Linked DNA regions of Homo sapiens: region 1 is linked to region 2. The links are chromatin contacts, found by Hi-C or POLR2A ChIA-PET in ENCODE. All regions are on one chromosome and are shown on one strand. Each heading gives the region's core, a stretch centred on a gene start or an enhancer-like site at or near the end of the contact. The rest is flanking DNA. Distances are from core to core; before and after follow the strand shown. Region 1 holds the start of HOMEZ (homeobox and leucine zipper encoding). Region 2 overlaps SLC7A8 (solute carrier family 7 member 8).

Region 1 (3,717 bases), core at 877-3,376, 120 kb after region 2:
TTAAGGGCCTTAAAGACTTATAGTGATATTCAGCTTATATGCTTCTTAACTTTTTAGTTCATGAACCTCTTTGAGAATCAGACAAAAGTTACAGACCCTCAGAAAGTTATGACTAACCTTCCCAAAATAAACATTCACACTTACACAATAAACTCAGGGGCTTTAGTTGCTGCCAAGAAGCCAGGTTAAGGCTTACTGCCTCATATCCTTCCAACTTAACAAAGGCAATAGTGATAATCACTTAAAGATGAACAGTTTGATGTGAATGAACGTAAAGAGTTGATGGAATACTCAAGAATTCAAGTGCGTCTAGAAGGGACAAAGTATTTGTGATATTAGTTGGAAAGAGTGGAAGGGAGGGATGCTCAACTGGGCCAGGAGCCTGGCTTAACTGAGCCACTGGATTACATGACCAATACCCACAGTACACTGGAAACTAAAGGCTAAGTAGGCTGCTACTAGTGCGCCAAAATCATCTGCTTCATTCAGTTGTCCTGTGTCCTGGGGCCAGTTTTGTGTGATTACAAACCTGCTTATGTCCATATTTTTCAGTGTCTATATAATAATGTAATTAAACCTCATGTTAAACCTATGAAAAATCACTGCATTAAAAATTGTTTCTTCAGGAATACTGATTTTTAAAAAATTGCTCCTATGAAAACTAAGTCAAATGTTTTGGAGAGACATAACGCAAGGAAGAGTATGCATTTTAAAAATTGTTGAGTTGGGAGTGAGCAAGACAACTGTAAAAGATTGAGCGGTGGGACTTAATCTCAAAAGTACTCTGCACTCAGAAGTGTCTAAATTCATACTTCACTTTAAATAAAGCAAAACGGGAAACCAAAGATGATGAAAGTGCCTGAGTGGCTCTCAGACTGCACACTAGAATTACCTGGGAAGCTTAAAAACCAGGCCACCCTCCTTCCCATTCAGGTTCAATAGTCTGTACTGGGGTCCAGGCATCCAAAGTTTTTAAAAGTTCTCAGGGTACAGCCAGGTTTGAGACTCCCTGTGTAGTTAATACTGGAAAGAGAATTGGGAACTCTGAACAGCAGTCTTAGACACAAAAACAGTCTCACCACTACATCAAAAGATTGGTGAAATGGATATACTTTTAATTATAATGTTTAAGATATGTATGCATTATCTTTAAAATTCCCAATCTGGCTTTTTCAATTACTACCAACTAACCGAATCATGTAATATAAAAGGGCTTCAAGTGTATGATGGGAAGGAGGTTCACATGACAAAAAAAAAAAAAATCTCCTGATAGGGGCCCACATTACCAAACAGGTCTCAGCTTGAGTCTTCTTTCAGTTTAGGAGTCTCAGAATAGGACGCAACACTAGGAACCCCAGAGGACTCAGGTTCTCAGTTTCCTGGTTGGTTCTCTTAGTATGGCTGGGTACGGGAGTCAGAGGGGCAGTTTCTTCTAAACCTTTCATTCCCAAAGGCCACTGATCCCCAGAAGCAAGGCCAGGTTCTGCACGTGTGTTGAGGTCGCCAGGAGGTAGCCGTGGGGGTTGGGGGTTTGTGTGGCGGGGGGGCCTGGGAAGGAAATGTTTCTCCTATCCTCCATTTCACAGGCAGTCCAGAAGGCTCCGAACTGGGTCAGGGAACAAAAAGTTATTGCACTTGGGACGATAAGCCCCATGAGGCAGGCGAATCTCAATCCTACTCTCGCCAAGGGCGCCCCAACCCAACCTTCTTGCCCTCCCCTACACAGACACTCACCCTCCCCTAGTTACAACAGGGGAGGGAACCGAAAAGTCCAGAGGAGAAAAAAGAGAGAACCGGGCCACTTCGAACCTAGAATTATCCCCCCACCAGCGCGGGGATGGGGCTCCAGAGGTGGGAGACCGTACACGAGCTGGGAGGGGAAGTCCAAGGGGCTGGGGATCACTCACCGCAGTCCAGCCCGGGCGGCGGCTCCCAGCCTCGCACCATGGGCCGGGGGGAAGTGGGGGAGAGGGCAGGGGGCCTCCGAGTGGGAGTGGGGTTGCTGCCCGGTGCGGCCGCTCCGAGCCCACCCCAGCGATGGCCGAAACCGGGACTGCCCCCCCCACCGTCCCCGGGAGCGCGCCGGTCTACCCAGCCCTGCTCGAGCAAGTTGGAGGCGGGGCGGATGGGTGGGGTGGGCGTCCAGAGGCGGTGCCAAGGTGGCCCGAGTCCTGATTGGTAGGCGCAGGCGGGCGGGCACGGGCGAAGCGCACTGGGCTGGCCATTGGCTGCGTGGGTCTCGGCTGAAGTCAGGTATTGGCTGCGTGGGCCTCAGCTGGGGTCATCTATTGGATGCGTGGGGCAGGGAAGATGTCCCCTGGGGCCAAGCTGCAGTGCATGGTACCTCCCCCTACCGTCGACCTATCGGCGCCGGACCTTTGGAATACACCGGACCAGGATCCTTCCGAAATTCCCCAAGGAGGGATACTGCACTTTGCTGAACTGTCTGGACCGCCAACAACTCCCAATTTGTTTCCTTCTGAAGGAAGCCCTCCAGGAAGACCTTTTCAGTGCCCCCTCCGGAGCCATACAAACGAGCTGCGCCTTTCCCAGCCGAGAGCCCAACCGCCACCAGCAGCGTCAGCTGTAACAAAGCGCCTAAAGCAACTGGGAACTTGTTCTCGAGAGGGATCAGATGTCTTGCCACCCGGAAAGACGAGGACCTTAGGAGCCTGCGGGCGACTTAGGCCGTTCCCCGGGTCAAACTGGCACCAGACAGATGTTCCCAAAGACGAAGTGCTGGAGCAGTCACCTCATTGGGACCTACCAGACCCTCAGGCTCCCCTCCCTGCCCTAGAAAAGAGGACGCGGAGCTCTCCATAGTATTTGTTTTTCGCTAGCTAGAAAGGGATGAAGACTGAGGTGGGAGAATGACTTGATTTCAAGAGTTCGAGGCCAGTCTGGGCAACATAGCGAGACCTTGTCTCAAAAAAATTTTTTTTAACTTACAAAAAGAAAGGGATGCCAATAAAATGGACTTCAACAAAGCAGTATCCCACACAGTATGAAGTTATGGGCCAAAATTTGTATTTTAGGATTCCCCATCTTCTGTGAGACAGAGTAACAAATGTAAGAAGACAGGCTTGCTCAATTCTGTTTGGCAACATAATTTCACAAAGCCTCTGACTCTGACGTCTCTGGAAAGATCCTTTGAAGACAAAACAGGATAGGGCACACAGTCCTCTATGTCTCTTGCCTGAGTCGCTATATTCCTTAAAAGATAAATGGGCTGGGCGCAGTGGCTCATAAACCTAATCCCAACGCTTTGGGAGGCCAAAGAGGGAGGACTGCTTGAGGCTAGGATCCAAGACCAGCAAGGGCAACATAGCGAGTCCCTGTCTCTACAGAAAAATTTAAAAATTAGCTGGACTTGGTGGCATGCACTTGTAACTACTCAGGAGGCTGAGGCAGGGGGATCATTTGAGCCCAGGAGTTGTAGGCTGTAGTGAGCTATGATTGCACCACTGCACTGCAGCCTAGGCAACAGAGTGACACCCTGCCTCTAAAAATTTAATAATAATAATAATAATAATAATAATAATAATAATAAAAGATAAATGACCCTAGTCCTTGCCTTTTCCTGCACATAAGATGATGTCTAATGGGGTTAGGGATGTTGCCTCTGTAATCTATAACCAAATGTTCTCTTACACCCAAACTTTTATGTGATTCTGCTTTAATGTAACTTATGAGCAAATTTGAGGTAACTTCTGAGCA
Region 2 (3,800 bases), core at 1,301-3,800:
CGCCTCAGCCTCCCAAAGTGCTGGGATTACAGGCGTAAGCCACCGCGCCCGGCCGACATAGAACACATTCTAACTGCTTGTCATCAATGCTGGGAACATTTAAGTTGAAACGTATTTCATTTTGATTTGGGGACAAACTTGATTCCTTCCCTTAGTAGTCAATTAATCAATATGTCCAGCTGATTCTACTCCTAAATCTTTCTTGTTTTTGTCATCTCTCCATCCTTGTTACTTCATTCTTAGTTCAGGCTACCATCTCTCTGGCCTGGACAAATGCCTAGCCTGCTTGTCTCTCTGCTTCAAGTTTCAGTCTTTTCTTTCCCAAATGTGAACCTAATCATGTGACTCCTCTGCTCAAAATCTTTCAGTGATTCCCTGTTCCTTGGATAAAATCTACTTACCTTTCAACATTTAGCTCAAGCTGGGAGCCTTTCCAAGCACTGTCTTCCCAACTTTGAAGCCCCGTTCTCTGTGTTGCCCACATTTTTTCCCCATCACATTGTATTGTAATGATGTGTTTTTGCATACGATTCTCTTCACTAGACTAATCTTTTCTAAGACTCTATAAATCATACCTTATCTCCCCTTAGTGTAGGAGTTCAGTATGGTAATTAGCTGATGGATTTTTTTAGTTTCTTTCTCTTTTCCAAAAAAAATCTGCTTACAGAATAATTTTCATCTTAATGCATCATAAAAATGAAAAATGAGATGTTAGTCAAACTGTCCATTGAGTAAAAATCAAGAGATTTTCAATACATTTAGATTTTAAATGCTGGCTAGTTAGAAGGCGTACAGAGAAAAATGGAGTCTTGGATATATGGGAATCAAATGTAGGCCAGTCTGTATTTGTCTGAATTCATATAAACGAGGCTGATCGGATACCCGAAGAACTCTCTGGGGACTAGGGAAGGGCAAGAAGGCAGTGCTGCCCAGGTATCTGAAGGAAAATGTTTAGTGTCTGGGGAGGAGCAGTTTGGGGGTAGAGAATGTGAAGGCTCAAGGGAAAATAAACTGAGGTTAAGGGATTTAGATGATAGGAAAGACTATTGAATGCTCTGAGGTCAAGGGATTGATTAAATTTGCAAGAGACTTGCAAAACAACTCACGAGTTTCTCTGTGACAGCATTCTGCACCAGGCAGTTGGAGGCTTTCTGCAGAGGAATTGCAAAGCAACTCAGGAGTTTGAAGCAACACATGAAGTCCTTTCCTTTCCAAATAGCTCAAGGAAGAAGAGCTATCTGAAGCCCTGGAAAAAGCTAGCCTCTTAGGAATCTCAGTAGAAAGATAGAAAACAAGATTAGAAGCATTTTTTCCTTGAGAGATGCATACAGGATATTTCTTTCTCCTGAGGGTGAGGAAGGAGAAGGAACTTCTTTAGGTCAAGACATTCAGGGAGAAGTGGGGAACTTGAATAAAAAGAATTGATTCCACTTCAGGTGCTGGACATGACTCCAACCCCAAATGAGAGGAAGGAGGCCAGGAGGGGACTGAATGAAAGGTGATCCAGTCTCCAAGAGAATGGGGAGCAAACGGATCCCAAAGGAAAATGCAGAGTTGCACAGATGCACAGATGGAAGCCTGGGAAAGGGTGTCCCCTGGACCCAGTGCTTCCTCTGGATCATTGTGGATGCTTTGTTTACAACTAGAGACCCAGGTAACAGCCAAAAGATGTGGCTACAGGATAAAACGGCAAGCTGTAGGCCGGGTGGGGGTGGCTCACAGCTGTAATCCCAGCACTTTGGGAGGCCAAGGCGGGTGGATCACGAGGTCAGGAGATCGAGACCATTCTGGCTAACAAGGTGAAACGCTGTCTGTACTAAAAACACAAAAAATTAGCCGGACGTGGTGGCGGGCGCCTATAGTCCCAGCTACTCGGGAGGCTGAGGCAGGAGAATGGCGTGAACCCGGGAGGCAGAGCTTGCAGTGAGCCGAGATCGCGCCACTGCACTCCAGCCTGGGTGACGGAGGGAGACTCCGTCTTAAAAAAAAAAAAAAAAAAGGGCACGCTGTAGGAATAACCTGTCAGTACATAGGTCCATGCAGCCAGAGTTGTACAGTAATAGATGCACTTTATTTAGAACTATCCACTAGGACTGCAGCTACTGGCCAGCGGCTGATGATAAGGGCGGCTATCGCTGCTGGCTCTATATCTTACTTGGATCTTTTATATGGGGAATATAGTCATTTACTCATGAAATAATACAAAAGGAGAAAAACACACAAGCAGATCACAAAAGGTATCAAAACCAAGTTCTAACACTTCCCAGTCCCCTCCTAACTCCCTCCACTCCCACTAATATACTTGTTCTGGAGAAGAGAGAAAGGCTTTTTATTTAATTAAAATGTAAAATACTTTCTCTCTCTCTCTCTCTTTTTTTTCTTTTCTTTTTTTACTGCTGGGTGGCTAGGGATATTCTGCTGACTCAGCAGTGAGTAATCAGCTTTGACCTAAATAATAGAATAACTCGAAGTGGCAGCTGCAGTTGCATAAGTGTGATCCAAGTCTGCAGTTCCTTCCCTCTCCCTCTCCTCTCCCCGACCCGCTCAGGATCCGGCAGGCAAGCCAGTTTCAGCAGGTTCTTTCCACCTCTCCACCCCCACCACCTGGCTCCTCCCAACTTCATTTCTCATCAGTTCTCCTCCAAAACAGCCCCACCATGGAACCAGACTTGGCCTCATCTCCTCCCTCCCCCAGCAAACCCTCGCCACGGGCTTTACCACACAGGCTCTCCCTGCTGGGCCCTGTGCCCTGTCCTCCAGTGCCCTCCATTATACACCAATGACCTCTCCACAGAGGGTGGCCTTTCCTCAAAACCTCTCGCTTCACAGTCATCAGCATGTCGCCACAGGACAGCAGGAAGCAGAGTTCCCCATGTGCATATGTTTACGCCACACCGGAACTCTCTACTGCGTCTCTCAAAAGAGACACAGGCTGGGCTTATTTTATGTAGCTGGCTTGCCTGGCCCCTGCTAAGAGGATGAGGAGGGCTGGATGATGGTGGGGGTAGGTGGGTGGGTGGGAGGGGTGCTGGAATAAAAAGTACCAGCATTTAATGAAAGATAGCGTCTACCAGTCGGGCGCAGTGGCCTCACTTTGGGAGGCTGAGGCGGGTGGATCACTTGAGGTCAGGAGTTTGAGACCAGTCTGACCAACTTGGGGAAACCCCATCTCTACTAAAAATACAAAATTAGCTGGGCATGGTGGCTTATGCCTGTAATCCCAGCAACCTGGAAGGCTGAGGCAGGAGAATCGCTTGAACCCGGGAGGCGGAGGTTGCAGTGAGCCAAGATGGCGCCACTACACTCCAGCCTGGGTGACAGAGTGAGACTCCATCTAAAAAAAAAAAAAAAAAAAGCATCTACCAAGCCTTCCTGACAGCTTGGTTCTTGTTTTACTGAATACCGTATGAGAGGATTGGATGCTTATCTGGTATGGCCTGCCATAAAATTCAAAAAAAGAAGAGAGGATTTGAGGGGCCTATAGAAGTGGATTAAAAAAAAAAAGTATTCAACAAACCGGAAAACAGAACCTCTGTACACAGACTCAAAGCAGCTGGGAGTGTCAGGTATAAGGAAAGGGAGAGAGGAAGTTTGTTATAGCTAATGCATGTACGTGTGCACCCTGCCGGGCAGAGGGATGGCAGCTCCACATGGCCTTCACAGCTAGGAGGAAAGGGACACTGCAGCGGGACAGGTGTGGAGCTGGTTTCCATTTCCCCTAAAGGAAATAAGGAAGACTACGCTTGGGAATAAGAAGGATTTAAGATTTTTCTGCTTATGAAGGTAGACAAATATTTGAA

The links. Hi-C counts contacts between places; a loop is a spot of excess contacts on that map. ChIA-PET counts read pairs that join two places held with the same protein, here RNA polymerase II (POLR2A). Pooled maps may share reads with other maps.
Region 1: POLR2A ChIA-PET joins it to region 2 with 11 read pairs in activated T-cell. The contact joins the promoter of HOMEZ here to the enhancer-like site in region 2. A Hi-C loop is called at or near these places in 6 of 50 pooled maps. POLR2A ChIA-PET finds 5 or more read pairs at or near these places in 9 of 52 experiments (A673, GM10248, MCF 10A and 6 more).

Annotation. Positions count from the first base shown.
Region 1 is chr14:23,284,006-23,287,722 of GRCh38, forward strand. HOMEZ (homeobox and leucine zipper encoding) reads right to left here and starts at 2,127. Exons shown (of 2, transcript NM_020834.3): 1 at 1,908-2,127. The coding sequence starts at 1,947. RefSeq lists a silencer at 1,857-2,266 and an enhancer at 2,357-2,636.
Region 2 is chr14:23,158,590-23,162,389 of GRCh38, forward strand. All of the region lies in intron 3 of SLC7A8 (solute carrier family 7 member 8), which reads right to left. Among named protein-coding and RNA genes, the nearest start is that of SLC7A8, 23 kb to the right of the region's middle. Within about 2 kb of position 2,551, at least 22 of the 41 ENCODE cell types and tissues checked have a DNase peak (open chromatin) inside an H3K27ac peak, as active enhancers do.